Regions from separate parts of the Homo sapiens genome. Here all the other regions are linked to region 1. The links are chromatin loops, found by intact Hi-C in ENCODE. Cell type or tissue: endothelial cell of umbilical vein. All regions are shown on one strand. Links, peaks and the distances in the headings refer to the core of each region. The heading gives the core; the rest is flanking DNA. Region 1 holds the start of LINC00377 (long intergenic non-protein coding RNA 377). Region 2 has its middle 38 kb from the start of LINC01080. Region 3 overlaps NDFIP2 (Nedd4 family interacting protein 2).

Region 1 (11,096 bases), core at 2,058-10,057:
AAAACCAACTTTACATTTTGTTGATACATCATATGATTTATTTGGTTCCGATTTCATTAAGTTCTGCCCTGATCTTTGTTATTTATTTTCTTGTGTTACCTTTGGCTTTGGTTTGTTCTTGTTTCTCTAGTTCCTTGAAGTGCAATGTTAATTTTTTTGTGTTAATGTGAGATCTTTCCAGCTTCTTAATATAGACATTTAGCACTATACACATTCCTCTTAACGTTGCTTTCGCTGTATCCCAGGGGTTACTGTGTAGATGCTGTGTATATATTTTCATTTGTTTCAATTTTTTTTTCTGATTTCTGCCTTAATTTTGTTGTTTACCCAAAAATCAGTCAGGAGCAACCTGTTTATTTTCCATGTCCTTGTGTAGTTTTGAGAGTTCCTCTTTGTATTGATTTCTATTTTTTACACTGTTGTCTAAGAAAATACTTGATATGATTTTGATTCCTTTGAATTTATTGAGACTTGCTTTGTGACCAAGTATATGGTCAATTTTGGAGAATGTTTCATGCACAGATGAGAAAAATGTATATTCTGCAGTTGGTGAGTAGAATGTTCTATAGATATATATTAGGTCAATTTGCTCAAGAGTTTAATTTATATCCGGAGTTTCTTTGTTAGTTTTCTACTTCAAAGATCTGTTTAGTGTTGTCACTGGGGTGTTGAATTCCCACACTATAGTATATAGCTATCTATCTCTTTTTCTTAGGTCTAGTACTGTTTCTTTAATAAATCTGTGTGCTCTGGTGATGGCTGTGTATATATTTAAGATAGTTAAATGTTCTTGTTGAATTAACCCCTTTATCATTATATAATGCCCTTCTTTAATTTGTTTTGTTACGTTTTGTTTTGTTTTGTTTTACTGTTGTTGATTTAAAGTATGTTTTATATAGTAAAACAATAACAATGCCTGGTCTTTTTGGTTTTCCATTTGCATAACATATTTTTCTCTTACTTTGAGCCTGTGGGTGTCATTATTCATTAAGGGTCCTTTGAGGGCAGCAGATGGTTGGGTTTTTATTTTTATCCAATTTGCCAATCTACATCTTTTAAGTGGAGCATTTAGGCCATTTACATTCAAAGTTAATATTGACATGTGAGGTTTTGTTCCTGTCATAGTGTTTTTAGGTAGTTGCTTTGTAGTCTCAATAGTGTATTTGCTTTATAGGGTATGTGTACTTTGTATTTATGAGTGCTTTTATTGTAGCAAGTATCATCTTTTCACTTCCATATTTAGAACTACTCTGAGCATTTTTTGTAGGACCAGTCTCGTTGTGACAATTGCCCTTAGCATTTCCTTGTGTGGGAATGACTTGATTACTCATTTATTTATTAAGCATAGTTTGGCAGGATATAAAATTTTGGCTGGAATTATTTTTCTTTAAGGAGGCTAAAAGTAGGCTCACAATCTCTTCTGGCATGTAAGGTTTCTGCTGAGAAATCCACTGTTAGTTTGATGGGTGTACCTTTATAGGTGATTTGACCCTTTTATCTAACTGCCTTTAAGAATTTTTTTTTTTTTTTAGTGTTGACTTTGATAGTCTGATGACCATATGTCTTGGTGAAGTTTTTCTTGTACATTATCTTACAGGTGTTCTCTAAATTTCTTGTATCTGGGTGTCTACCTCTCTGGGAAGACTAGGGAAATTTTCCTGAATTATTCTCTCAAATACACATTTTTTCAATTTGCTTACTTTTTCTTCTCTCTCAAGAATGCTTTATAAGCTTTGGTCAACTTAGGTAATCCCATATTTCTCTAAAGTTTTATTTATTTAAAAACAATTTTTTTCTTTATTTTTGTCTGACTAGGTTAATTCAAAAAACAGATCTTCAAGGTCTGAAAATTTTTCTTCTGCTTGGTCTAGTCTTAGTAAAGCTTCCAACTATATTTTGAAATTTCTTTAGTAAATTTTCCAATTCCAGAATTTCTACTTGTTTTTCAATTAAATATAGCAATCTCTTCTTTTATATCCTGAATCATTTTTCCGGTTTCTTTGCTTTGATTTTCAATTTTTTCTTGAATCTCATTGTGCTTCCTATTGGATTCTGTATCTGTCATTTTAGAATTTTCATTTTGGTTAGGATCCTTTGTTGAAGAATTAGTGTCTTCCTTCAGAGATGTCAACACTCAGGTTTTTTGTTCTGCTAGTGTCTTCACACTGATTCCTTCTCATCTGAAGCAGCAGTTGCTTTTATTTTTTGTGTAATTTGCTATCATTTGAATGGAATTTTTATGTCTTATTCTTTTTTCCCTTGAGGATATGACTGTGATGTGTATTGCATATGATTATTTGGCTTCATTTTTGGGTGCTTTCAGGGGGCCAAGTCTCTATATAGGTTTCTTGGTTGTGGATACCCTCTCTGTTGTGGTTTTCTCACATGCTGCTCGCTGTAGTGATGTATTGGACATATGAGCTGATACACTATCTTCCACAGGGCTGAGAGTACACAGGTCTCATAAAACTTATCTCATTCACTAGCACTGGGCCCTTCAGACAGCAGCTTTTTATTTGGTGGTACAGTTCAGTATTCCACGCAGTAAGTTTCACTTAAGAGTAAGAGCCACCCACTCTCCAGGACCCTGATAATTGAGGGGAGGAACTACCCTAATAAGAGAAGGAGGGAATCAGCATGTTGGGGTATGCTGAGATCTCGGGGTCAGGGTTGAGGTGTTGCACTAGCTACTTATCCTGGGCAAGGAGGAACATGCTCTGCTTTCATATCAGGGCCCCGTTGCAGGGTTTGTGACCTTTAGTTCATATAATCATTAACTTCTGCCTCCTTTCTGTAGCCAAGAACCAAAGAAATGCCCTTCTGGTGGCTACTACAAAACAGGGTTCGGGGCTAAGTCCTGGGTCCAGAGCAGACAGACAGCTCTGTGATTTGTCTGCCCTTTATTGACAGAATGCTACTGCCTTATGTAAAGAGCAGGAGATGGGTCCTATCCTTCGCTCTGTTGTGTCTGCAACAGTGGATGGGGGCAACAGGAGATAACCTCTTTCTCATTTCTATTTCTAGCAGTCAATGCCACCCCCTTCATCAATTGACTCCATGTCCATGTTTCCTTTGTCCCAAGGGCAGGTTGGAGGGCTGTGCTCCCCTCTTACCTAAGGGCAGCCCACACTGAGGGCTAGATCTTTAAGGAACCCACAGCTCCTCAAGGATCTGCTGGTACCATATGGTTGCCAAAGACCAAGCAGGTCATGGGCTATATTTGTGGGGTATCTGGTGATGTGGCGACCTAAGGGCTGAAGTCCCCTGGGGAGAACAGTGCATGTAAAACCAGTGTGGCACCTACCATTTCAATTTGGGTCTGAGGGGATTATGGGCATACCTGCATGAACTGACCACCCAATTTATTGTCCTTAGCAAGGTCCCAAATCACCACTGACATCCTTGTCTGGATTGTGAGGGCAGAGGGGCTCCCCAACACTTCGGAGAACATCAGATTGTCACACAGGTGAGGAGACAAGAGAAGCCATGACTTACCCTTTTCGTGGTCCAGGTTTCTAGGGAGACAATCTCTGTCAGTCTCTTGCTGCTTTCCTCTTTTGTGCCCCAGGTTCTTCCCATGGGTGCTCCAACAGGTCCTTGCTTCATTCCCTCAGATTTCCATTTAAATCATGGGCATTCACCTGTAACTTTGATCTTTCTGAGGAGACCTGGCATCCAACATCCCTAGTCAGCCAACTTGAAAAAAAAAAGAGAAAAAAAACTGTGAAAACTTTTAAGGTAAAAGTAAGTTCGTGATTAGCATTCTTTGTATTGGTTTTCATTTATTCTGAAATTAGTTTTAAAGCAACCGTTACACATACACACAAATAAAAAAATGTTTAACAGTGACAATCAGTGTAACATACTTTGGAAGTATTTCCCTTCCAATGACACAGCATGGATTTATTCAATGTTATTTGAGAAGATCCTTGAGAGTTTTATAATTTAAGTTTCAAGTAGGAATTATACTCTGTGTCTCTCGGCAATATTCATAACAGGTCTTACTACAGAATGTCATTCAGTAAAATACTCTGTGCATGAGTTTGAATGTAATAATTTTACTAATAAAAAATCAGTGCAATAAATCTACTGATTCAGCATTAAAATTTACCTCAAAAAAAGAAATAATTTGTCTTGTCAAAATACCGTTTCACCACTAACTAGACACTTTTTCAAAGTTTCACTTTTCTAAAGGATTAGATATGGATCTCATCCCATAGGATAATCAGAAAGCTTGATAAATCAGTGTTGTTTATATTCAAAGTATATTTGAGACTTCAGAGTTTATCAACTGCATAAGAGAATTAAATGAATAATTTTTCAGTTGATGTTAACATAATTTGTGGAAATCATCCTGTGTTCATATCATATGCAGTTTTTTAGGGGGTGGGGTTAATATTAATTAAACTGTATATGTAAAATTTGGGCTACATGCATTATCTCATTCAATCCCGACAACATCCGCATCAAATAAATATATTTTTCTTCTTTTCATGGATGTAGAAACTGGAATTTAAATAGGCTAATTAGTTAACTATCTTGGTTTATTAAATACTTAATTTGTGCCAGGAGCTTTCCTAAGCATTTTATACATGTTACCTAATGTTATGGCTACAACTAGTTAGGGAAATACACATACAGAGAGAGAGATAAACACACAGGGGGAAAATACATTTTACATCAGAGAGTTACCTGACCAAGTACTACACTTCTTTTGCTTTTCTCTAAGACCAACCCAATGCTAATTCCTTGACTTATCTATTTTTATTTACTAATGTGAAGCAGAGATTAGGTGTTCAATAATTTTGTTTTGAAAATATGACAAATGAATAGGAGAATGATAGAGATCTCAATTTATTTGAGATATCCCTATGTTTTACAATCAAAACTGAGTAAAGAGGTTTCCAAATTATGAACTATTTAATCAAAAAGTTATTTTTGAATTTTAATTTATGTGTGAGTACATATCTTTATCTGTTTTGGTTTACTCGTGTCTGCTTCCCCTGACACCATGATTTATAGATATAAGTGAAAGTAAGATATGAGTTATTATATGTGCACACTGAGATTGTGCAAATTGCATGTAGCTATGGATTAATATAGTTAGAGGTACGGAATTTTCTGTTCTTTTTGTACTCTACTGACAGATGGACCCACTGTTTTGCTGGAAAGTGGAGCCAATTTGTCTGGCTTTGAAGAAAACAGGAGAAAAGAGGATATACTGGGGACACTTTAATGACGGAGAAAGAGCAAGCCATTGGCCCAGCTAATAAAAGTTATTGCTAATATTTGTTTATCATGTATTAGATGCAAGTTTATACTGTTTATCACCATTTGATGTTTAAGTTTTGTTTACTGGAACTCAAAATTGAGGTGGAAGTAATGCTTTCTGAAAAAAATGAATTTAAAATGTTTACATCGTGGAAAGAAAAAGAACTCTGCGGACCTATCAGTTTGTTGGGGCTGCCATTTGAAAGTAAACCAATTCAGGTTGCTTGAACAACAGAAATTTACTTCCTCATAAATCTGGAGGCCAGAAGTCCAAGAGCAAGGTGCCAGCAGGGTTGGTTTTTCAGAGACCTCTCTTCTTGGCTTGTAAATGGCTGTCTTCTCCTTGTGCCTTTACATGGTCTTTCTTCTGTCTGTGTCTTAATCTTTTTTCTTCTAAGAATATCAGTCCTATTGGATTAGGCCCACATCAGTGACCTCATTTTACTTTAATCACCTTTTAAAAAATCTTGTCTTTAAATGAGGAGCTGAATGTTAGAAACTCAATATATGAATTTGGGGAAGGGGACAATTCAGCTTATAATAGGAGATGGTGTAAAGGTAAAGAATCACCTGGCTAAGTCATCTGCATTGTAGTACTCATCTTTTGATGTAGACAGGTACCTCAGTCTTAGTACTGTGGAGGGCATGGGAGAGGTAATTTCATAGCATCCTGTCTCTGCAAATCCCTCTTGAGAAAACTGTAGAGAAATATATTCAATTTAGGGAGAAAATTGACAATACATTATATTATTATTAATTCTAATAAAATAGGACATAGAAATGCATAAAATATTTAGTGAAGTATTTTAAATATATAAAAAGTAATTTATATTGTGTTTTAATCTAATCTGGCTAAAATTATTACTAAAAATATTGAAAAAATCAGTTTGAAGGAAATGTATACAGTCAACATTTTGTGACAAAAATGTTCATATCTATGTATTTTTGGACAATGACAGCTGCAATATTATCATAAATGTTTAGCAATTCCAAGCTTGAGGCAAACTCCACAGATAGAGTAACTGTAATTTATTAGGTGATGGAAAAGGAGAACATGATAGATTGACTTAATCTTTCATTCTACACTTTTCTATGTTTAAGCTCAAGAAGAATGCATCATAAATACCATATGTTTTCCTAACACCTTATACTACTAGTAGCTTTATTTTTTTTTAGTCTAATCTTTACTCTAGAGACTATTTTCAGTTGAGAATCTAATAAATATAAGTTTGAGAGGTATGTTAGCTAATTGTTCACTTTTAACTAAAACACTAGAGGGCACCCTTTCCTTCTGTTAGAACATGTCCTCCTCTTCTAAATTACATGCCGTGGAGACACAAAGGATTGCCAGGTAAAAACAATATTCATTTTATTTTGTATTTTTATGGACTTGCTTTTATATTTAACCGGTAATAATTTTGCAGATCCCAAAAGTCACAGCATATTATTTTAAATGATATTAAGATGATTTTTAACGGAAATGAATTCTAAGCCGGAAATGTCAGTGTCACAGAGCTAAAGAGTCAGATGTCTCCCTAGTGTCACGACAGTGAACAAAAATAAGTCTGTGTTTGGCATGACTTGTGGTGTTTATGTAGTATAATTTATCTTACATTTCTGTGTTTAGGATTAGGAATTATTCGTACTGAATGTGTATTCCTATTTTCTACGTTCTCAAATGAATAGCACACTACTGCTAGGTTAACCCAGTTTGAAACAAAATGCAAACAAGACTGACCTAGAGGAAAGAACAAAAGTTGAAAATTCAGTGAGGACCCACCAAATAACAATTGCCAATATTTATTTAGTGTCTGTTTTTGTCAATCACTTGTGTAAGCATTTTAATTACAATATTTAATTGATACTACATTGAGTCATTATTTACTATTTTCATTCTTATTCAATATAGAATAAAATATAGTATTATAAGAACAGATAAAATAACATGAAACATGTCTTTGAATTGTGCTTTCCCACATCAGAAACCTAGGGCAAAAGGGAGCTGCTACAGCTGCAATTTTGCCTGGGCAAGACTTGCCACCAGGGTCAGCTTGTGCTGACCTGGTCTGCATGTGCTATTACTGGGTTTACCAGCCTGCTCCCCTGAAATAGTGGTGCATCAAGATCCTCTCTGCTCTAACCTCAGGCTGAAATTCAGGCATTTGGAGCATCATTTGCCTAGACCATCAGCCTGAGGTGCCCCACTCTTCCTGGACATAAATCAAGGTATAGTGGGGCCCTCTCTGCTCCATGCTTAGACAGATCTCCAGGCATTTGAAGCAACCACTCAGCTGTATTAGCAGCCCAACTCGCCCCACCCTTCCTAGATGTAGATCGTGGTGAGTGGGATTCTCTCTGTTCCATGTCCAGGCATACCTCCAGCCATCTAGAGCACTTGCTTGCCTGGATGACAGCCTTACCTTCTCCACTCTTCCTAGACATAGATCATGGTGCAGGGAGGAACTTTCTGCTTCATGCCCAGGCAGATCTCCAGGTATTTGGAGTAATCATTCAACTGGTTCATCAGTCTCATATACCCCATTCTTCCTGGGCTTACATCATGGTGCAGTGAGGTTCTTTCTGCTCTAAGCCCAGGCAGAGATCCAGGCATTCAGAACATCTGCTCACTGGGATTGGCAGTCTCTCTCACCCTACTCTTCCTATGCAGAAATCTTCTTGCATAGAAGCCCTCTCTACTCCAACCCAGGCCCATCTCTAGGCATCTAGAGCACCTGTTTGCCTCAAATAGTGGCCTGAGCTACCCCACACTTCCTGTGCAGAAATCCTGGTGCATGGAGGGGACTCCATGCTTGATATACAGGGAGATCTCCAGGCATCTGGAGCACCCACTGTTCTAAAATTAGGAGTTTAGACCAGCCACCATCCCAATGCAGAGAACCTGGGGCCAGAAAGGCTTCCTAAATCCACATTTAGACATATTTGTGGGTGCTTGGTGGCCACCCACTGAATTCTTCCTCAGTTTTGGTGCTTATGCTGGCAATTGGGGGACCTGTAGGTGAACCTGCCTAGGCCAGCCCTGCCTATCTTGGCCCCAGTCCCCCAAGACTAAGCAGGGAGCTAAGACCACTGTGTACTTCATGAATCAGCCCATTTCCTGAGGAAACAGAGAGATTATCTCAGTAACAAGATCAAGTATATACTCAGCCACATTGGCTGCAGCTGGCTGTTACCTGTAAGTACCATCTACTGGCTTGTAGGTCAAACTGCACAGCCCAGTATAAAACCTAGTGACAGACGTGCATAGGGCTATAGAAACAAAGCCAAAAGACCCTGCTCAGTACTCTCAAGAGTCACACCCTATAGTGAAGAGGGAAAGGAAAAGAAAAAAAATATATAGGGAATAAAACAAAAATAAAATATTCACCTGTATGAAAATAATTACAAAATTGTAAATGTTAATGTCCCCAGATGAGAAGGAAACAGCACAAGAATTTGGGCACCATGAAAAATCTAAATGTAATGACACACCAAAGGATGGAAAGAGCTCTCCAGCAATGTAATCAAAATGGAAACTGAGAAATTATAGATAAAAATTTGAAGCATGGATTGCAAGGAAGCTCAAAAAGATCCAAGACAACACAAAGAAAATCAACATGATGAAACTTCTAAAGCAATCTAGTAAATGATGAAACAGATAAACATTCTAAAAGGAAATAAATCTGAGCATCTGGAATTGAAAAACTCACTTAAGGAATTTCAAAATACAATTGAGAGCTTTAGCAATTTAGACTGGACCAAGAAAAAGAAACAATTTAAGTGCTTGAAGACAAGTCTTTCTAACTAATACAGTCAGGCCAAGAAAAAGAAATAATTTAAGAGCTTGAAGACCAGTCTTTTTAACAAATATAATCAGACAAAAATTTTTAAAACAATTTTTAGAAATATACAAAGTCTTTGAGAAATTTGGGATAATTCAAAGTAAGCAAACCTAAAAATTATTTGGTATTGCCAAAAGAGAAGGAGACAAACAAATAATGTGAACAAATAATTCAAAAAAAAATTTCCTACTCTTCCTAGGGAGGTTGGTATCTAGATGCAAGAAATCCAGAGAATAACTGCAAGATAGTGTAGAAAACAAACATCACCAAAGGTATATAGTCATCAGACTCTCCAAAGTCAATGTTAAAGAAAAATTCTTAAAGGCAGCCAGGGGAAAAAGGTTAGATCATGTATAAAGGGAAGCCCAACAGGCTAACAGTGGATTTATCAGTAGATATCTTACAATCCAGGAAGGATTAGGGGTCTATTTTTACCATTCTTTAAGAAAAATTTCATCCAAGAATTTTTATATCCTACCAAACTAAACTTCATAATCAAAAGAGAAATTTGATTATTTGCTTTGTTGCTTTTCCCAACAAGCAAGGGCTAAGGGAATTAGTTACCAATAAAAAAGCCTTACAATAGATCCTTAAGGGAGTTCTAAATGTCAAAATAAAAGAATGAAACCTGCTATCACAAAACCATACTAAAAAACATAGCCCACAGACCCTATGAAGCAATGACACAGTAGAAACTACAGAGGAACCAGCTAACAACTTCATGATAGGATTAAAACTTCACATATCAATATTAACCTTGAATTTAAACAGTCTAAATGCCTCCATTTAAAAGGCACAGAGTGGCAGGATGGATACAAATACAAGACCCATCCATCTTCTATTTTCAAAAGACCTGTATCACATGGGTTGATGTAAACAGTGAGAAAAAAATCTACCACATAAAAAGAAAACAAGGCAGGGTGCGGTGGCTCACGTCTGTAATCCCAGCAGTTTGGGAGGCCAAGGAGGGTGGATCCCCTGAGGTCAGGAGTTTGAGACCAACCTGACTAACATGGTGACACCCCATCTCTACTAAAAACACAAAATTGGTTGGGTGTGGCAGGCACCTGTAATCCCAGCTACTTGGGAGTCCGACACAGGAAAATTACTTGAACCCAGGAGGTGGAGGTTACAGTGAGCTGAGACCATGCTATTGCACTCCAGCCTGGGCAACAAGAGTGAAACTCTATCTCAAAGAAAAAAGAAAAAGAAAACAAAAATGAGCAGGTGTCACTATGACTATATCATACAAAACAGACCTTAATCCAATAATAAAAAAGGATAAAGAATAGCATTACGTAATAATGAAGTGTTCAATTAACAAGATGGCTTATCTATTCTAAATATATACATGTCCAACATTGGAGCACCCAGATTTATAAAGTAATTACTTCTAAACCCACAACAAGACATACATAACTACACAATAATGGCGAGGGACTTCAGTGCCCCACTGACAGTGTTAAAGAGATCTTCAAGGCAGAAATTAACAAATAAATTTTGGACTTATATTCAACATTTGGCTAACAGAACCTAATAGACTTCTACAGAATACTTCACCTATCAGACACAGAATATAAATTCTCATCTGCACACAAAATATACTCCAAGATCAAACACATAGTTTCCCATAAAGCAAGCCTCAATAATTTCCACAAAAAAAAAAAAAAATGAAATCCATGCCATCCATACTCTTGTACCAGAGTGGAATAAGCATAGAAACCAATACCAAAAATCACAAATCTCAAAAATCACACAATTACATGGAAATTAAACAACTTTCTCCCGAATGACTTTTAGGTGAACGACAAAATAAGGCAGAAATTAAATTATTTGAAATAAATAGAGAAACAACATACCAACATCTATGGGCCGTAGCAAAAGCAGTGTTAAGAGGAAAGATTAAAGTGTAAATCACCAACCTTAAAATGTTAGAAAGATCTCAAATTAATGATCTAAAGTCACACCTACAGGAACTAGAAAAAA
Region 2 (11,096 bases), core at 1,568-9,567, 1.0 Mb after region 1:
ACTTGATTGTGGTGGATAAGCTTTTTGATGTGCTGCTGGATTCATTTTGCTAGTATTTTATTGAGGATATTTGCTTCGATGTTCATGAGGGATATTGGTCTAAAATTCTCTTTTTTTGTTGTGTCTTTGCCTGGCTTTGGTATCAGGATGATGCTGGCCTCATTAAATTAGTTAGGGAGGATTCCCTCTCTCTCTATTGATTGGAATAGTTTCAGAAGGAATGGTACCAGCTCCTCTTTGTACCTCTCATAGAATTTGGCTGTGAATCCATCTGGCCCTGGGCTTTTATTGGTTGATAAGCTATTAATTATTGCCTCAATTTCAGAACCTGTTATTGGTCTATTCAGATATTTGACTTCTTCCTGGTTTAGTCTTGGGAGGGTGTATGTGTCTGAGAATTTATCCATTTCTTCGAGATTTTCTAGTTTATTTGCATAGAGGTGTTTATAGTATTCTCTGATGGTAGTTTGTATTTATGTGGGATCAATGGTGATATCCCCTTTATCATTTTTTATTGCGTCTGTTTGATTCTTCTCTCTTTTCTTCTTTGTTAGCCTTGCTAGTGGTCTATTTTGTTGATCTTTCAAAAAAAAAAACCAGCTCCTGGATTCATTGATTTTTTGAAAGTTTTTTCATGTCTCTATCTCCTTCAGTTCTGCTCTGATCTTAGTTATTTCTTGTCTTCTGCTGGCTTTGGAATTTGTTTGCTCTTGCTTCTCTAGTTCTTTTAATTGTGATGTTAGGGTGTTGAATTTAGATCTTTCCTGCTTTCTCTTGTGGGAATTTAGTGCTATAACTTTTCCTCTACACACTGCTTTAAATGTGTCCCAGAGATTCTGGTATGTTGTGTCTTTATCCTCATTGGTTTCAATGAATATCTTTATTTCTGCCTTAATTTTGTCATTTACACAGTAGTCATTTAGGAACAGGTTGTTCAGTTTCCATATAGTTGTTTGGTTTTGAGTGAGTTTCTTAATCCTGAGTTCTAATTTGATTGCACTGTGGTCTGAGAGACAATTTGTTGTGATTCCTGTTCTTTTACATTTGCTGAGGAGTGTTTTACTTCCAATTATGTGGGCAATTTTAGAGTAAGTGCAATGTGGTACTGAGAAGAATGTCTATTCTGTTGATTTGGGCTGGAGAGCTCTGTAGATGTCTATTAGGTCCACTTGGTCCAGAGCTGAGTTCAAGTCCTGGATATCTTTGTTAATTTTCTGTCTTGTTGATCTGTCTAATATTTACAGTGGGGTGTTAAAGTCTCCAATTATTATTGTGTGGGAGTCTAAGTCTCTTTGTAGGTCTGTAAGAACTTGCTTTATGAATTTGGGTGCTTCTGTATTGGGTGAATATATATTTAGGATAGTTAGCTCTTCTTGCTGAATTGATCCCTTTTAAGATTATTTAATGGCCTTCTTTGTCTCTTTTGATCTTTGTTGGTTTAAAGTCTGTTTTATCAGAGACTAGGATTGCAACTGCTGCCTTTTTTTTAATTTTCCATTTGCTTGTTAGATCTTCCTCCATCTCTTTATTTTGAGCCTATGTGTGTCTTTGCACTTGAGATGCGCCTCCTGAACACAGCACACTGATTGGAATGTGCTGAATACGGCACACTGATGGGTCTTGACTCTTTATCCAATTTGCCAGTCTGTGTGTTTTAATTGGGTCATTTAGCCCATTTACATTTAAGGTTAATATTTTGAGCCTATGTGTGTCTTTACACATGAGACACTTCTCCTGAATATAGCACACTGATTGGAATGTGCTGAATACAGCACACTATGTGTCTTGACTCTTTAACCAATTTGCCAGTCTGTTCCTTTTAATTGGGGCATTTAGCCCATTTGCATTTAAGGTTAATATTGTTATGTGTGAATCTGATCCTGTCATTATGATGTTAGCTGGTTATTTTGCCCATTAATTGATGCGGTTTCTTCATAGCATCGATGGTCTTTACAATTTGGCATGTTTTTGCACTGGCTAGTACCGGTCGTTTCTTTCCATGTTTAGTGCTTCCTTCAGGAGCTCCTGTAAAGCAGGGCTGGTGGTGACAAAATCTCTCAGCATTTGCTTGTCTGTAAAGGATTTTATTTCTCCTTCACTTACGAAGCTTAGTTTGGCTGGATATGAAATTCTTGGTTGAAAATTCTTTTCTTTCAGAATGTTGAATATTGGTCCCCACTCTCTTCTGGCTTGTAGGGTTTCTGCTGAGAGATCTGCTATTAGTCTGATGGGCTTCCTTTTGTGGGTAACCCAACCTTTATCTGGCTGCCCTTAACATTTTTTCCTTCATTTCAACCTTGGTGAATCTGACTATTATGTGTCTTGGGTTGCTCTTCTTGAGGAATATCTTTATGGTGCTCTCTGTATTTCCTGAATTTGAATGTTGGCCTGCTTGCTAGGTTGGGGTAGTTCTCCTACATAATATTTTAAAGTGGTTTCTAACTTGGTTCCATTCTCCCCACCACTTTCAGGTACACCAATCAAATATAGATTTGGTCTTTCCACATAGTCCCATATTTCTTGGAGGCTTTGTTCATTTCTTTTCACTCTTTTTTTCTCTAATCTTGTCTTCTTGCTTTATTTCATCAATTTGATCTTTAATCACTGATATCCTTTCTTCTGCTTGATCAAATTGGCTATTAAAGCTTGTGTATTTTTCATGAAATTCTTGTGCTGTGTTTTTCAGCTTCATCAGGTCATTTATGTTCTTCTCTACACTGGTTAGCCATTCATCTAACCTTTTTTCAACGTTTTTAGTTTCCTTGCAGTGGGTTAGAATATGCTCTTTTAGCTTGGAGAAGTTTGTTATTACACACCTTCTGAAGCCTACTTCTGTCAGCTAGTCAAACTCATTCTCCATCCTGTTTTGTTCCCTTGCTGGTGAGGAGTTGTGATCCTTTGGAAGAGAAGGTACATTCTGGTTTTTGGAATTTTCAGCCTTTCTGCTCTGGTTTCTCCCCATCTTTGTAGTTTTTTTCTACCTTTGGTCTTTGATGTTGGTGACCTATGAATGGAGTTTTGGCATGAATGTCCTTTTTGTTGATGTTGATGCTATTCCTGTTTGTTAGTTTTTGTTCTAACAGTCGGGCCCCTCAGCTGCAGGTCTGTTGGAGTTTGCTGGAGGTCCATTCCAGATAATGTTTGACTGAGTATCTCCAGCAGAGACTGCAGAAAAGTAAGTATTGCTGCCTGATCCTTCCTCTGGAAGCTTCGTCCCAGAGGGGCAGCTGCCAGATGCCACCCAGAGCTCTCCTGTATGAGGTTTCTGTCGGCCCCTACTGGGAGGCAACACGGGGGTCAGGGACCCATTTGAGGAGGCATCCTGTCCATTATCAGAGCTCAAACACCATGCTGTGAGAACCACTGCTCCCTTCAGAGCTGTGAGGCAGGGATGTTTAAGTCTAGAAGTTGTGCCCACAGTCGCCCCTTCCCCCAGGTGCTCTGACCCAGGGAGATGAGGGTTTTATCTATAAGTCCCTGACTGGGCTGTTGCCTTTTGTTCAGATATGCCCTGCCCACAGAGGTGGAATCGAGAGAGACAGTTGGCCTTGCTGAGCTGCCGTGGGCACCACCCAGTTTGAGCTTCCCAGCAGCTTTGTTTACACTGTGAGTATAAAACTGCCTACTCAAGCCTCAGCAATGGTGGACACCCCTCCCCCCACCAAGCTCCAGCATTCCAGGTGGATCTCAGATTGCTGTACTAGCAGCGAGAATTACAAGCTAATGGATCTTAGCTTGCTGGGCTCCGTGGGCATGGGACCTGCCAAGCCAGGCACTGGAGGGAATCTCCTGGTCTGCCAGTTGTGAAGACTGTGGGAAAAGTGCAGTATTTGGGTAGGTGTGTACCCTTCCTCCCAGTATAGTCTCTCATGGCTTCCCTTGGCTAGAAAAGGGAAATCCCCTGACCCTTGTGCTTCCTGGGTCAGGTGATGCCCAGCCCTGCTTTGGCTTGCCCTCTGTGGGCTGCACCCACTGTCCAACCAGTCCCAGTGAGATGAACCAGGTAACTCAGTTGGAAATGCAGAAATCACCCTTCTTCTGCATCAATCTCACTGAGAGCTGCAGACCGGAGCTGTTCCTATTCGGCCATCTTGGAAGAGTCCTTGGGGCTTCTTTTTTCAGATGGCTGACTAGCCTAGGAGCATAAGATGTCACTTCTCCTCAAAAAGAAGACCACAGCTACTGGTGAATGGACATGGCTTGAACGGAAAACTAAGGGAAGAGAGCCGGAACCTGTTGGAGTCCTGATGGAAAGAAGCTGGGGTGCAGAAAAGAAAAGCAGAAAGAATCTGGCAGAGAATAACCCCCTGAGGAACTCGAAGCCCCACAGAAAGGGTAGGTCGCAGTGTGTCTCTGCTCCCTTCACCCCTACAACCACCTGTTGACTCCTAAACTGTTAGGGTAACCCCCTGCCCTGATAACCCTGGATAACACTGTTGGCAGCAACTTAAGAACTTCCCAGGGACACAGAACCAGGTGGTCACCTCACACAAGCATAACTGCACTCCCCTAAGGCCAGAAAGGAGAAGTCAGGCACCATACTGGTAGGCCACTGCCCTGCCCAGGCAATCTCTTCTCCTGAGTCACTGCACCACCAGATCCCTCACAAACCTACCCCACAGCCTTCTCTGACTGTGGCAAAATACAGGGGACCAGCAGGTCACTGGGAGGTACAGGACACCTGGAGATCTTACCCTCAATGGGGGTCACCCCTAAGTGAGAGGGGTGTGCAGCTCACCAAAGCTCCCCTTGGGACAAAAAAAAAATATGGATGCAGTGCTAATCATGCCATTCACTGAAAAGGGCAGCACCAGATGCCAGGAATAGACATGGAAAATTGTCATCTCCTCACTGCCTCCCCTCACTGTTGCCAAAGCAATAGAGGTTCTCTCTCCTGGGGGCAGGTGAATGTGTATTTGGAGAATGCACTTTTTGTGCTTTTGTCAATAGCTTCACCCCTGTTAAAAGTGAGCCTGCACTACTTGGGCTTGCAGGAAGAGCAGGGGTCAACTACCTCCCTACACAGAAACACAGAGCAGCAACATCCTAGCAACAAAGAGCAGACAAGCCACAGAGTTGTCCACCGAGGACTGGATGAAGAGGCTCTGCCTGGGGCCCATTTTGGTGGTGGCCACCGGAGGGGTGTATACAAGGCCTGCAGCCACACTATGGCATGGAACCAAATGTTCAAAGTCTAAATGAGCTGAAGGTCATGAGCCCTGTGACAAAGGTGTGAAAAGGAAACAGATTGTGTTCCTGTGGGCTCAGGATAGGAACTGGTGCGCCCCTCCCTGCACCATCCCCAGAGACCTCAGTGCACTCCAACACAGTCTCCTCTGACCACTCCCATCGGGGTGGGAACTTCCACTCATTATTAGTTTTCCTGAGTTGGCTCTTACTCTTAAGCACCACCTACTGGACTGGAGGCTAAACTGCACCACTAAATAAAAAAAAAAAAAATCTGCCAGAAGGGCTTAGTGCTTAGTGGATGAGATAAGCTTTCTGAGACCTCCACATCCTCAGCCATGCACGAGACAGCATGTTGGCTCTTATGTCCAATACATCACTACAACAAGCAACATCTGAGAAAGCCACCACATAGAAGCTATCCACAACCAAGGAACCCATACAGAGCTTTGACCCCATGAAAGCACCCAGAAATTAAACCAATCATACGTAACATACAACACAGTCATATTCTCAAGGGAAAAAAGAATAAAAATTTTAAAAGTCCCATTCAAAGAATAGCAAATTCAAAAATAAGAAATAACAGCTCCCTTAGATGAAAGGGAATCAGTGCTTGAACTTCAGCAATACAAAAAGACAAGTTGTCTTGACAGCTCCAAAGGATTGCACTAGCTCTCTAGCAATGTGTCCTAACCAAAATGAAAAGTCTGAAATAAACTGAAATCTACATTTTGATAAAGAATTCAAAATGTAGATGACAAAGAAACTCAACAAAATCCAAGAGAAAGTTGAAAATAGAAACAAAGAAACCAGAAAAAAATGATTCTGGATATGAAACACAAGATAGCTATATTTTAAAAAAAGCAAATAGAACTTTGAAATTGAAAAATATTCACTAAAGAACTTCAAAATATAATTGGAAGCTGAAACAATAGACTAGATCAAGCAGAAGAAAGAATTTCAGAGCTTGAAGACCAACCTTTCAAATTAACCCAGTCAGACAAAAATAAAGAAAAAATAATTTTAAGAAATGAACAAAGCTTTTGAGAAATATGAGATTATGTAAAATGACCAAACCTATGACTTACTGGCATTCTTGAAAGAGAAGAAAAAATAAGCAACTTGGAAAACATATTTGAAGGAATAATTCAGGAAAATTTCCCTATTCTTGCTAGAGAGTTCAACATCCAGATACAAGAAATTCAGAGAACACCTGCAAGACACTATACAAAATGACCATCCCCAAGGCAAAAAGTAATGAGATTATCCAAGGTCAATGCTGAAGAAAAAATCTTAAAGATAACTAGAGAAAAGGGCCAGATTACCTACAAAAGAAATCTCATCCCACTAACAGCAAACTTTTAAGCAGAGACCTTACAAGCCAGAAGAGATTGGAGGCCTATTTTTAGCCGTCTTAAACAAAAAGAAAATTAGCCAAGAATTTTATATCCTGCCAAACTAAGCTTCATAAATGAAGGAGAAATAAAGTCTTTCCCAGGCAAGCAACTGCCAAGGGAATTTATCACTACCAGACCAGTTCCACAAGAAATGCTCAAAGGAGCTCTAAATAACACCAAAAGGACAATACTTACCAACCATAAAAGCACACATAAGTACAAAGTTTACAGATCCTATAAAGCAATTACACAATTGAGACTACAAAGCAACTAGCTGACAACACTATGACTTCACATATCAATATTAACCTTGAATATAATGACCTAAATACTTCGCTTAAAAGACATAGATTGACAAAATGGATTTTTAAAAATGATCCAATTATCTACTTCCTTTAAAAGACCCATTTCATATATAATAATACCTACAAGATCAAAGCAAAGGGATGGAGGAAGATCTATCATGCATATTGAAAACAAAAAAAAAGAGCAGGGATTGCTATTCTTTTATCGGATAAAACAGACTTTAAACCAAAACCAGTGGAAAAAAAATACAAAAAAATGGCATTATACAATTATAAAAGATTCAATTCAACAAGAAGATTTAACTATCCAAATATAGAAAACATATCTGAGTGAATAACTCAGGAATATCCTGAGTATGCACCCAACATCAGAGCACCCAGATTTATAAAACAAATACTACTAGACTTTAAAAAAAGAGATAAGCATACAATAATAGTTGAGGACTTCAACACCCTACTGACAGCACTAGACGGATCATTAAGGCAGAAAACTAATAAACTGAGGACATAAATTGTACTCTTGACCAAATGGACATAATAGACACCTATGGAACATTCCACCTACCAATGCAGACTATACATATTTCTCAGCTGTGCATGGAACATTCTCTAAAATAGACCATATGCTTGGTCAGAAAGCAAGTCTTAATAATGTCAAAACATTGAAATCATATCAAGCATCGTCTCAGACCACAGTAGAATAAAATTAGAAATCAACACCAAGAGGAACTCTCAAAACCACACAAGTACATGGAAATTAAACAGTTTGCTCCTGAATAACGTTTGAGTAAACAAAAATTATGGCAGAAATCAACATTTTTTAAAAACCAATGGAAACAGAGACACAACATACCAAAACCTCTGGAATACAGCAAAAGTAGCTAAGAGGAGATTACAGCACTAGATGCCTACATCTACAATATAGAAAGATATTAAATTAACAACTTAATATTGCATCTAAAGGAACTGAAAAACCAACATTCAAACAAGCAGAACCAGAAATGATAAAGGTGTCATTAAAACTCATTCCACAGAAATACAAAAGATCCTTAGGGACTACTATGAACATCTCTATGAGCACAAACTAGAAAACATAGAGTAAACGAATGAATTCCTGGAAAGATACAACCACTGAAGACTGAACCAGGAAGAAATTGAAATCCAGAACAGACCTATAGTGAGTTAAGAAATTGAATCAGTAATAAAAAAAATCAACCAACCAAAAAAAAAAAGCCCAGGCCTAGAAGGATTCATAGCCAAATTCTACCAGACATAAAAAGAATAGCGAGTACCAATCTTACTGCAACAATTTCAAAAAATTGAGAACAGATTCCTCCATAACTCATTCCATGAAAACGTTATCATCCTGATACCAAAATCTGGCAAGGCCATAAAGAGAAAACTACAGCAAAATATTCCTGATAAACATAGATGCAAAAATCCTCAGCAAAATACTAGAAACAAAAACCCAGCAGCACATTAAAAAGATGATTCATCACAATCAACTGAGTTTTATTACAGGGTTAGGCTTTGTGTCCCCATCCAAATCTCATCTTGAATTATAATCTCCATAATTCCCATGTGGCTAGGGAGAAACCAGGTGGAGGTAATTAAATCATGGGGGTCGTTTCCCCCATGCTGTCTCATGATAGTGAATGAGTTCTCACAAGATTTGATGGTTTTATAAAGGGCTCTTCCTCTTTTGCTTGCCTCTCTCTCTCGCACCTGCCACCATGTAAGATATGTCTCTTCCCCTTCTGCCATGATTGCAAGTTTCCTGAGGCCTTCCCACCCCTGCAGAACTGTGAGTCAATTAAAATTCTTTTCTTTATAAATTACCCAGTCTTCGGTATGTCACTATAGCAGTGTGAAAACTAATACAAAGCCAAAGTCAAATAAACCCATTAAAAAGTAGGCAAAGCAAGAATCATATGAGAAAAGCTCAACATCACTGATCATTGGAGAAATGCAAATCAAAACCACAATGATATACTATCTCACACCAGTCAGAATGTCTATTATTAAAAAGTCAAAAAATAACAGAAGCTGGTGAGGTTGTGGAGAAAAATGAATGCTTTTACACTGTTGGTGGGAGTGTAAATTAGTCCAACCATTGTGAAAGACGGTGTAGCAATTCCTCAAACCTACAGACAGAAATACCATTAGACCCAACAATCCCATTACTGGGTATAGACAAAGAAATATAAATTGTTTTCTTATAAAGACACATGCACATGTATGTTCACTGTAGCACTATTCACAATAGCAAAGACATGGAATAAACCTAAATGCCCATCAATGATAGATGGATAAAGAAATTGTGGTAAATATACACCATAGAATACTATGCAGCAATAAAAAAAAGACTTCATGTCCTTGAATGGAGCTGGAGGTCATTATCCTTAGCAAACTAATGCAGGAAGAGAAAACCAAATATTGCATGTTCTCACTTACAAGTGGGAGCTAAATAATGAGAACACATGGACACTTAGATGGAAACAACACACACTGGGGCCTACTGGAGGGCGGAGGGTGGGAGGAGGGAGAGGATCAAGAAAAATAACAGATACTAGGCTTAATACCTGGATGATGAAATAATCTGTACAACAAACCTCTATGACACATTTACCTATGTAACAAATCTGTACATCCAGCACATGTACCCCTGAACTTAAAATAAAAGTTTTTTTAAAAAGTAGGCAAAGGACATAAACAGACACTTCTCAAAAGAAGACATACAAACAGCCAAGAAACATATTAAAAAATGCTCAACATCACTAATCATCAGAAAAATGCAAATTAAAACCACAAGAAAGTACCATCTCATGCCAGTTAGAATGGGTGTTATTAAAAAGTCAAAACATAACAGGTGTCAGCTAGGATGTGGAGGAAAGGAAACGCTTACACGCTGGAATGTAGATTAGGCTAAGCCCTGTGGAAAAGAGTATGGGGATTTCTCAAAGAACTAAAAATAGAACTATCATTTGACCTGCGAATCCCACTACTGGGTATCTACCCAAAGGAAAATAAATCATTATATAAAAAAGACACCTGCATTCATATGTTTATCACAGCACTATTCACAATAACAAAGTCATGGAATCAACCTAAGCACACATCAGTGGATTATTGGATGAAGAAAATATGGTATATATACACCATGGAATACTACACAGCTATAAAAAGGAATGAAATCATGTCTTTTGCAGCAGCATGAAGGGAACTGGAAGCCCATTAGTGAAATAACTCAGAAACTGATATTCAAATATCGTGTGTTCTCACTTATAAGTAAGAGTTAAACAATGGGACACAATGGACTTAAAGATAGAAATAATAGACACTGATGATTCCAAAAGAGGAGTATAAGGGAGTGGGTGAGGGTTGAAAAACAATCTATTGGCTACTATATTTACTATTTGGGGTTCAGTAGAAGCGCAAACTCCAGCATTATGCAATATATCCATGTTACAAACCTGCACACGTACTCCCTGAATCTATAATAAAATTTAAAATAAAATATAAGGAGACACCCATCTCTACAAAACCAAAGTTAAAAAATTAGGCAGGCATGGTGATGCATGCCTGTGGTCCCAGCTACTCAGGAGGCTATGGTGGGAGGATCACTTGAGCTCAGGAAATTGAGGCTGCAGTGAGCCACGATCATGACACTGCACTCCAGCCTGGATGACACAGAGAGACCCTGTCCCAAAAAAACTAAAAATCAAAACACAGTGAGACTGGATCTGAAATGTTACATTACCTGAAAATAGAGTAAAATTGGAATACTGGAGAACTAACTGATCAATTTTCTTCTTGGAAAAGTTGATATTGCCTTAAAATTCTCAACTCTTTTATGTTTATATTAAACAACATTAAATGCATATCAGCCTTGGATTAGATATGTATCTTCAAATCTATAAGCATCAATTTGCCCAACCTACATGTCAGGACTAGATGAAAACAGGCATGGCATAAGCCAAATGGTTAGAAAAAGCAATACACAGCTCTTCATGCAAGGACAATAGTCTTGAACAGAAGGAAGCAAACCAGAGCACAATTCTCCAGGTGCTGAGAAACTCTGCTATCTTTAAAGAAGCCCCAAGACTATTAACAGGGAGCTGTCTCTCATTGTTTAGATCATTATTTTTTATGCCAAACTGTCGTAATAGTTGACATTTTGTTCTGCACCCAATAGGTGGGTTTGGTA
Region 3 (11,096 bases), core at 1,459-9,458, 1.5 Mb after region 1:
ATAATAAATTTTATTTTTTGGAAATGGAAAAATGTCCCTGAATAGTTAGATGTACCTTTTAGTAGTAATGTCTAATAATAAATAAGAAATCAATTTTATAAGGTCCATATAGCTGTATTAAATAATTTTTAAGTTTAAAAGATAAAATACCATCATTTTAAATGTTGGTATTCAAAACCAAAGATATAACCGAAAGGAAAAACAGATGAGACATAAAATGATTTGCAAGATGGGAAATATAGTAGTTTATGAATGTAAATTAAATTCCAGTTATAATAGTGGCTACACACTCTCACTACACACACAGACCCCACAGTCCTATATGCCACAAACACATTTCCATAACTTGAAAATGAGTATTTTGCATATCTCAGTTCAGGATATGTTTTTTACAAGTTAATCCTAAAGTCATAAAGCAAGAAGCTATTCATAGTACAAGATTTTATTTGCTAAGCTTTACAAATTAAACTCTAAAAAATTATTACAATGATACTGAAAGATATTTTATTGGCCTTTTAAAAGACAAACACAAATGAGAATTATCTTATTTAGAAAATTAACTTTGAAAATTATCTTAAATGAAATAAATATAATATCTAATACAATCTCTTCCTGCAAGATCTCTTAAGATGGGCAATCCTAAAAATGCAGCTTCCCATCTGAAAATCCCTAAAACTAGTATGTCCCTTAAAATAAAATTTATTTTTCTTATAAAGGACATTTGGTATTCCCACATTTTCTTAAAATTTGTCCTAAAACAAATTCTATCTTTAACACTCACGTTTCTAAATATATATATGTGTGTGTGTATATATATGTGTATACATATACACATATATATTTAGTTCACTTAATTTAAAATTAGTGAAAGCTATCTGGACACAATTTCTAAGAAAACATTGCAGAAAGTAAGTTATGCATGGTTATTTACAGGAAGAGTTTTCCTAAATAATAATGTAAATATCATGTTCAAAAATCTGACAAATCCTTTCTAATAATCAGCACTGCAGGTTTCAATACACCTTATATAACAAAAGATGTTTCATGTGTAGAACTGCCAGATGAGTCTAAGAGCCAGAAACTAAATCATTTGACATGGTTAAGAATTTCATTTTTATTATACTAAATGTCAGGTCAGAAGTCAATGGCATTTACAAGCTGGAAGACTGTTTATCCACTCAACTCTTTCAATTATATCAAACACTGATTAACCAAATGTGACTGGACTTAACTGCTACAACTTTATGGTTTCTATCAAGTATATGCAAATATCTTAAATGGGCACATATGCATATGTGCAAAACAAATGAAATATAGATACTTAAAGAATGAACAGAAATGGCTTGTAAGCAAAAACCACCCTGCCATTCAATTTCGAAACTCCGTCTTTTCTTCACTAATTTGTCTTCTGTTATTAGTAGTCTTCTATTAAAGTTGTAGGTTTACAGATGATCTGGAAATTTCACATTGGTATAAGAAAGGAATGTCGGGTTGATGCAGTCTGGAGACAAAGAAGGAATTAGTCTTAAAATGTATTAAGTTGTCTTTATCTAAATCATAGTATAATACAACACATTTTATAGAAGAATTATATTAAGTATATAATATTCTCTTCATTAAAGTCTACATATCAGAATACATTCTAAAGTGTAAGGCTTCTATAGCAGATTTTCATCTAGAAAATATTTGCATTGTATTTTAGACTCTTCAAAATGCATAGAAGACAATCACACAAATTAGTAAAACAGCAAAATTACTTTGCCTTTTAATCTTATTATTAATACTGACAAATTCTTAATGCCAGTGTCTGCAAAGATATTTTGCTTGTTAAAATAAAAAAGCGACTTCTTTGGGAGTGGTTGGGGGAGACTTTAGTAGAACACTTAAAATGATACTTTAACATGATCTAGAAATACAAATGTATTCATAGTACTCTAGCAGAAATAAGTAAATTATATAAGCTTATGTATAACTTATATAAATGATAAAATGTAAGCAACCAAATCACAAAGCATGCAGTTTATTTATTTGAAAAAAGAATACTTAATAAACTTGAAACACTTTGTTCCTTATAGTCCTGCATTCAGAAGTTAAGTACTAGTAGACATTTTGGTAATAGAGTTCAAATGCTTTATAAGTTTACCTTATTTATAGGTATAAAGTACATGGTACTTGCTTTAAAAAGTAGAATAGGGAGTATGAGGTTACTTTATGTGAAGATACTCCCGCTGAACAATAAATAAATACTATTACTATACCCACGACCTCCAGAAATTCACTGGATAACCAGTAAGACAACTTCTACTCATTTCTTCATATTCCTACTTATTCAAGTTGTAGCCTTCATAGTTGATAAAAAATCAGCACACATTAAGAAAACAATAACAGAACTATTTTCTTCACATGACTTTTATTCCTTAATCCAGACTGTTAAAAGGACTGCAAGACAAATTGTTTTTCAATCAGATTTTTTTCTCCACCAGATGTCTATGTGAATTTCATATTGTTTTAGACAAAAATGCTCATTCCTTCGGTCTAAGTACTATGTCATATTTTGTTTTTTCAAGCCTTCAAATTTTGTGCTGGTGGTTACTTCATATACATTCTATGGTTAATCTTTAAAGAGAAGTTTTAAAAGTCTGATTCAAAATTTCAGTTCACTCGCTATGTATTTTAAAAATTAAAATTTATGAAATTCAATTTTAAAAATCTAAAAGTTATCTAAAAAGGTCTATGACTTATCAAATTTCAATAAGCTGACTGTTAGCAGTATTAAAAAATATTAAATATGCTAACAGTAAAAATCATGAATACACATTAGGCATTTAATATGTATCTGGCAAATTTGAATACATAAAGGGAATAGGCAGAGTTCACAGATTAATATTTCTTACCTCTACAATAAGAAGAAATACCTTGTTCTATGAGCAGCTGCCATACTTTCAGACATGTTTCTGACTTTTAGATAATTAACAAATCCTCTGAAGAAAAGGAGCAGGCCTGAGAAGGTTGAAATAATATGGATATACTATGTTTTTATACAGAAAAGGGCAAGATAAATTTAAAGTAGACAATTATAAACAAGATCCTCTTGGCTTAAGGAATTTTACTTGCAGACTTCCATTCATTTCTGTAATATATTTTACACTATAAGGATAAACTCTGTCACAAGGAAATACAATTTTTCAATTTGTTAAGCCTAGATGTACCAAAATTAAAGCAAATCTAGCTATAAAAATCCAGAATTACATAAAAATATACATTTAAGTGATTTTCTTCAATAGTAAAGTTACCTGACGCACTTAAACTGATTCAACTCATAAAAACCCCATTGAACCCATGGGCTCAATCTTTTCAATTAATATAACTACTGGGTGAACTAAGACATATTTATTTATATAAAGTAGATAAAAAGGAAATATATACATGAGGTTACTAACAATTATGAGGAAAAAAACAATAAGCCTGTATAGTAATATCAAGTGCCTGTCATCTGTGAAATCTGTATTTGAAGATACGTGCATTATGTACATATTTTTAATTATGAGTTCTTATTTTGAAGTAATAATAAAAAACTAACTTATAATAAAAAATTAAGATGAGTTAGAAAAGACAACTTGGAAGACAGTCACTCTAATGATTTAGATTATTTGGGATACATCTTATATCTACCTCAGTTTTCTCCTTTGTAAAGTAGTATTTTAAAATAACAACCACAAATATATTTAATAATTTAAAAAGCAATACCTGTAAAATTCTCTAAAGTTTCACATAAAAAATATTAGATAAGTATAAAACATTACCATTACTAGTATAAGCCTTTGAAATACTTAAGCATATGATTCTTAGGGAAACATTTATTAACTCCAGCAAATTTTTAACCAGGAAAACAGGGTGGGGGGGATCCAAAAACAAAAACAGAAGATATCTACTGTATGTGTATGACTTTCCTCACCAGGAGGAAAAGGAGTTTGTGAATTTAAAATATGAAGTCTCAAACTAAATTTGTACCCCAACTGCAAGACAGTAATCAAATCACTAAAAACAAGAAGCATGTGTGTAGTAAATTGGAGAGGAAAGACAGAAGAGAGATACAAATGATGACTTAAATGGTATAAATTACAGCTAAACCCAATCGCATCTGCTTCCCATATCCTAACTCCCTCCTTTTGGGACTCCTTCTGAATTCCACCCTCATGCCCTTCCAGATGCTGTTCAAAGATAATAATACTGTTATCCAAATGTAAAAATATTATTGAAAAATGTAAACCAACTTATTTGTGGGATCCCTTCCTTTGTCTCTAAAGCTGCTGTTTTCTAACACACATTTTACTTCTCAGGCATTTTCTAAAAGAAGCCACCCAGTTCATACCTAAAAACCAATCGCTCAGTGGCTACTGTTTCTCAGCATTCTACAAAGTGCTCAACATTCTTTTCAGCATATGTGAGAGCAACATTTTTATCACTGATTACATTTTCACATTCCCCTAAATAAATAAACACTAGATTATGGCTCTGAAGTGGAACTGGCATTGTCCTCTGTATTCTACTCTGCCCCACACTAACCTCCTTAAGATTCCTCCAATCTCTAAATAATATATATATACACACAAATGTACTCATTTAATATGCTTAAATACTTAATAGACTTTATAAACCTTCTCACTTTTAGGTAAGAAACTCAATAAAGAACACGGCATTCAGGCAGTTAGAACACATAATATAAAACTGGCTTCACCTCCAGATGCATCTCAACAAAGTCACAACACTAAAATAATTTCAATATAGCTATTAAAGAATTAAGTGACCTTATCTGACTAACAATAATTTGTTTCCCAAAAGATCCTAAAGATCCAACAGTATGACTAAATAAAAACTCAGAGAGAAGACTGCCACCTACTGAAATGCTGTTATTTTCTGGTAAAATTCTGAGTGAAACATGGGCTTTTACTCTTAACTAGAAACAAAAGGTATTCCTTATGTCAGCAAATACATCTGAAATGTGGATTAAAGATATAATGTGATTTAATGATTAACTTAATTATCTCACATTGAAGGTAAAAAACAAAAGGGAACAAAAATTGAAAATCCATAAAATTCCATCAATATTAATAAAAAGACACGTCTTATAGGAAGACAACTCAACAGAAGCACTGTGATCATTAGGCATAAAGCCTTTCCTTATGCCTGGCTGATTAATGATTAATTCAAGGCACATTTCAAAAGCATAAAGAATGTTTCCATGATCAAAAAATAAGAGAACAGATAGAACAACCAAACTATCCAACTCTCAAATTTCCTAAGATCATTAAAAGAAGTCATTTGTGTATGTTTTCTGAGATAAATGCTAAAGACAATTTTTTATCACGTTGTTATTTTAAAATTTTTTAGCATTCAATTATCATCCCGCCACTGACTCTTTACACTGATAGCCTCTGGATTTTAAATCTAAGAAATCTGTAGTGCTATATAGAATAGTTTAAAAACGTGAGATGATGTGTTTGAATATGAGAATTTTACAGAAGAAAAATAATTTCCACATAAATTGCAACACAGTTTATTTACATCTTACAGTTTTTGGAAATATCCAAGTTAAACTAAATGCATTAAGAATAAACTTACCAAGTACAAGAAATATCCACCAAAGCCAATACTGTCCATTGAAATATCCAGTAAAATAATCAGAAAACTATGGAGTGAACATAAATATATTAACCGAATTCATACACCTGAATTTGAAAATCATAAATTATCTTCAGTTTCATAATGATTTACTTCAAATAATCTTTAACACTTAAAAATGGCACAAAGGAAAAATAAAAACACTTAATGGCATACACAGCATACACATATATAAATTATTTGAGAAAAAATCATCTTATGCAATAGCAAAAAAAAAATTGGAGTATTTTTAGAAACAAAAACCAGTTTCAAACTCCCCGCAAGAAACAGTAAATGCTGTATGTCTGAATCACACATTTTCTTATTAGAAATTTCACGTCAGTCCTTTTTTCATAATCTCTCAAAACCACAACTACCATCCCAAACACACTACAGCAACCCGCTGCTTCAGATATTAACACCAAAAGCCACATTAGTTTAATCTTATCAGATGGGGGTGTTCTGCTGACCTCCAAAAGAAGAGCTTTTGACCTTCTGTACACCCCCTACTGTTAATCACTGCCAAAAATACTAGGTGCATAAAGACCCCCATTAGAGTCTTTTTATTTTCAAACTAGATGCTCTAGCATTCAGTTCCCAACAGAGAGCTGAGAACAGCTAAATGAACCTTAAAGTGGCATTTCAACAGTTCCTATTAGTGGCCATGGTAGACAGTTTTATATTCTCCGTGGTGTGGGAATATGAACAGGCAGATGGAAGGCAGAATTTGATGATATTGGACACAGTTATCCTTTCCTTGATTAGACTCTAGACATCACACTTCATTAATTTTAAAAGGTTTTTTAAAAAATCAATCTAATTTTCTTCAGTTACTTCAGATAACTTTAGCACCTAAAACAATGCCTCAAATGATTACTTTTTAAAAAGTGTTTAATATAACCTACTCTAAAACTGTTAAAAATTAGCTTGTGTTTACCCACCCTGTTTCCACTGGTCTGCAAACTGAATCTGATGTAACTAAAAATGATTCCACTAAATGCAGACTTGCTCTCAAATCTAATACTAACTAAAAGTATTTGTAACTTTATAAGTAAAGATTTCCAATTATTTGTTGGTAATTTCTATATAAGCTTAAAAATCCTAGGCTGTGGCAAAAATAAAAAATGCTTACAAATTGTAAATAATGTTATCATTTAGTAAGCATATCAAATAAAGATTATCTAAGTCTGTTTTTTATAGCCTTTTAAGTATTTTCTCAGGAAGTATTTCCAATTAATAAATAAACCATTTATAGTAATTTCAGTATTTATAGTAATTTCATATTTTAAATTTTATAGTAATTTTTTAAAATTTATAGTAATTTCAGAGATTTAAAATTTCAAAGTACTACTAAAAACATAAATCCCATGTACACCTACATCTTTAAAATATATGTACAATGAAGGAGGGACTTGAAATTGAAAAGATACAGCTTATACAGGATGGTACTATACTATTTTTTAGTCAAGTGATTAACAGTTAGAAATACAACATTTTCATATAGGTCTTAAAGGCTGTAAGAACAAAAAAGAATAAAGAACAAAGGCAATACATTTTTTAAATTTCTGCGTGTTACCCAGTAACAGGTAACCTGAACATCAAGAACAGTCATTCTTCACCAAAAATGTTTACCATAAAACTAGTTCTTATTTACTCCCTAGTGAAAAATATAATTACCTTCACCCTGATGTCAAAGAGAAGGATTTGCTATGTAAAAAGGATAAAGAAATGCTTTTGGACTCATTACTGTGTTAGCAAAAATGTTTTAAAATACTAAAATCATAAGCCTAAGCCAACTGTTGTTTTTTTCATATAAGTAAACCAATCATGTTGATTGGCCAGTCACAGGCTAGAGAAATCAAATTTTGGAAAATAAATTAATGAACATTATGAATTCATCTGATTTTATTATATTAATGTAACATCACTATTTCATTGTTTACATCCTGTCTACTTTCAAAATGTACTTTGTTAGTTTTTAATAAAACACATATGTATTTTTAACCACATAATAAAAAACCTTAGATAGAAGTAGTATCAGAAGGCTAGGCTAAAGATATTTACACAAAATCCGAGGTTCATCGCAGCTCAGATACAAAATGGACAGCGGCAGTATGATTTATAAATTACTTATTGTCTAATGAAAGGGAACACCAGGTTTTTAGGAGAAAACTTTTCTCTCAGCACTAAACTCTAAGAGGAATGTTTTACTTGGAGCATTATAGTAAAAGTCAAAGTACAGTGTAACAGAGGCAGTACAGAAATAGGAAAATAGGCAATGAATTGAGACCAAGGTAGATGTCAATTCACATTAAAAACTGTGAGACTGGCCTGGCGCGGTGGCTCACGCCTGTAATCCTAGCACTTTGGGAGGCCAAGGCAGGCAGATTGCCTGAGCTTGAGATCAGCCTGGGCAACGCGGTGAAACCCTGTCTCTACAAAAATACAAAAAATTAGCCAGGCGTGGAGGCATGTGCCCATGGTCCCAGCTACTTGGAGGATGAGGCAGGAGAATTGCTTGAACCCGGGAGGCGGAGGTTGCAGTGAGCCAAGATGGCACCACTGCACTCCAGCCTGGGCGACAGAGTGAGACCCCGTCTCCACAAAAAAAACAACTGTGGGACCTTGAGCAAATTATTTGACTCTTTTTATTCTTAGTTTCATCACCAATAAAATGGCTAGATCATCACCAGCATCAGAGATACAGTTAAAGTTTGAAAATTCGTTGCTTGTAACAAATTATGCCTGGCATACACTAAGGGTTAAATGAATGGCAGTTATTGTTATTTTATACAAAAGATTTTTTTAAGTCCTTTTCTTATAACACTTCTTAGTACACACTAAAGGCATAACATTAACTCTAACTCAGTAAAAGTATTTTAAGGGAAACTAAACAGTCCTGGTGATCAAACTTGATGACAGTATTTACCTTACAAAACTGTAAGAAACTCTAGTCTTTGAATTTAAGTTCCCCATCTTATCACATCAACTAGAGGTGATAACTAGATAATCTAATCCCTTCTCAACCTGAGGTTCTTATGAGAAAATTAAGCTGTAATACTTTAAGGACATAAGTTGTATAAGATGCATTAACTTCTTTCTTACACATCTAGAATGATACTAGCAATTTACTAACAGGGAGAATTGAGAAAACAGTCCTCATATCATTTTCTATGTTCTGTGATTTAGATGAGAAATCCCATTTGAATAATAGTGCTTAATTCTATTAGTATCATAATCAACATTGGACTTATCTAGGCCCAACTTTGAGGTTTTTTTAATAATAATTTCTATAAGGGAAGGGACTGTGCCTTTATCTTTGTATGTTCTGTAACAGCTAATAGATTTATACTTGTGTTAGGAACCCACTGTACATCTTTTGCAATAAAATTAAAACAAGAAATTGTCAGGGGATAGTTCTAATGATGGCTCAAATTTTAACTATCTTAGAAGAAACCAGTCCATAGGTCCCAACCAAGAATTAACTGATTAATAATCAAAACCTATGGATTACTGAAACCCTGGAAAGCTATAAGTTTTAAAATAATGAAGAAATGCATTACATCCATAAACATTAATATTTTCATAGTGGGTACTTTTAAATCAACTTCATAATATATATTATTAAAGTGAACATTTAAGAGAAGCTAATATATTTGATCTATGATTCTACTAAAAATTTTAGGAGGATTTAGCTCATTCAATTAGAAATCAATGTTTAAATGTAGAATGTATGTATTTTAATTTATTAATTGTATAACAGCATTTAAAATGTGTAGGTAATTTTTCAAAAGACTTATTACAACAGTAAGTAAAGCACTCTTGATCATTCTCCTAGATCTTACAGTTAAAAAAAAAAAAAACTAGGAAGAAACATTTGTAAAAAGAAGTCAAAAGAGGCCTTCAAAAGGCTGGGGGATGATTATGCGAACAACACTAATGCCTATGCAATTTTTACAGAAAACTATCTGGAGACTAGAAAAGTTGTTAAGATGGGGAACTTGTCTCCCTACGCACTATCTTGTAAATTATAAGAAGGCAGGGGGTGACTTCAGGGAACAACAGGAAAATAAGGAAGGTTAGAAGAAGCATGAGGGAAAAAAAGAGTTCTGATAACCACTTCACAGGCCTTCACTTTTGAGCTCTCAATGTTTTCAAAAGAAAACAGTGAGAAGATATTTAAGGTCATGATAATGTGACTAAACGAGAAATTTTTATGTTTTAACTTAATTTAGGCATACCTGCACTATATCACAATAATAGTAGCCATGATTTACTGAGCACATATATTTGTGCAGTAACTGGATAAGGTACTTTAATTACATTATTTCCATACCTCATAAAAATCCTACAAGGCAGCTATTATCAGCCTATTATAAAGAAACTAATGCTCAGAACAATTAAATAAAGTTAAGACATATAAAAAAGATGAGATTCAAACTTAAATTTTTATTATTTCAAAGTTCTTTCCACTATATTAACAACTTCTCATATGATAAAGTTATAAAGTGTTCATACCACAGAGCTCACTATAATGATTAAGTATAGGATTTAAGAATAAGCCTTGAAATAACTGAATTCATGAAAATAAAGTGACCATTTATGAACCACACAGAAAATTTCATACATCTCATTTTAGAGATAAAAGAGATACAGGCTATCAAGACACTCACCCTGACAATAAGGATCCATTTGATCAAGGAAAGGCCAAATCCGCAGATAGCACCATACCTTCCAGCTATGGTATTGGTGATACAGAAGGATAAACAAAATCCAAGCCAGTTGAAAATAAATGCCACTAAAAGCAACAGAAACCGTTCTTTTATAAACCACAATTTGGAAACAAATTAACATAGACATATTAATAATATTTCATGGCTCAATGGAAACAGCAGCTCCCTTTCTTTTAACTCTGCCAATTAAGCCTTCTTTATAGACTATAGCCTACTTTTTGCAAATGGCTTATTTGCTATACTGTATATCAACAAATGGGTAAGCTTGGTTTCTTGTCAGTTTGGCCAACAGGAATCCATTCCTGAAAGCTTATCATTAATGGTTGTAACTGCAGTTATAAACTAGCTTAAAACCAGATCACAATGTATCTCACATGTGGTTCCACCCAAGAAGTCCAGCCTAAGCAATCAGCCAACAAAATTGGCTTTTTAAAAAAGGTAAAGCAGGCCAGGCACAGTGGCTCATGCCTGTAATCCCAGCACTTTGGGAGGCCAAGGCAGGGGGATCAGCTGAGGTCAGGAGTTCGAGACCAGCCTGGCCAACATGGTGAAACCCTGTCTCTACTAAAAATATAAAAATTAGCCGGGTGTGGTGGTGGGCACCTGTAATCCCAGCTACTTGGGAAGCTGAGGCAGGAGAATTGCTTGAACCTGGGAGGTAGAGGTTGCAGTGGGCCAAGATCACGCCACTGCACTGGAATG

What was found. Peaks named below come from ENCODE experiments on the same cell type or tissue, not always from the same donor. Only the 100,000 strongest peaks of a DNase experiment are listed, where the experiment ranks them.
Region 2: it touches region 1 in a loop (3.0-fold over the local background); 2 of 110 quality-filtered maps call a loop at or near these places.
Region 3: a loop joins it to region 1, with 21 times the contacts of the local background. A loop is called at or near these places in 9 of 110 quality-filtered maps.

What each region holds. Positions count from the first base shown.
Region 1 is chr13:81,013,206-81,024,301 of GRCh38, reverse strand. It overlaps LINC00377 (long intergenic non-protein coding RNA 377), which reads right to left and starts at 5,911. Exons shown (of 4, transcript NR_125770.1): 1 at 5,842-5,911; 2 at 3,496-3,696. RefSeq lists enhancers at 7,019-7,518, 7,519-8,020. In endothelial cell of umbilical vein, for the core only: a CTCF peak has its summit at 6,535 (motif pointing right); a DNase peak (open chromatin) is centred at 6,571.
Region 2 is chr13:79,967,936-79,979,031 of GRCh38, reverse strand. No RefSeq gene overlaps it. Among named protein-coding and RNA genes, the nearest start is that of LINC01080, 38 kb to the left of the region's middle. In endothelial cell of umbilical vein, for the core only: a CTCF peak has its summit at 5,385 (motif pointing left); no DNase peak of the experiment used is centred there.
Region 3 is chr13:79,542,921-79,554,016 of GRCh38, reverse strand. It overlaps NDFIP2 (Nedd4 family interacting protein 2), which reads right to left. Exons shown (of 8, transcript NM_019080.3): 5 at 10,335-10,459; 6 at 5,623-5,689; 7 at 2,895-3,000; 8 at 1-1,501. The coding sequence ends at 2,897. Among named protein-coding and RNA genes, the nearest start is that of LINC01068, 18 kb to the left of the region's middle. In endothelial cell of umbilical vein, for the core only: no CTCF peak of the experiment used is centred there; a DNase peak (open chromatin) is centred at 4,856.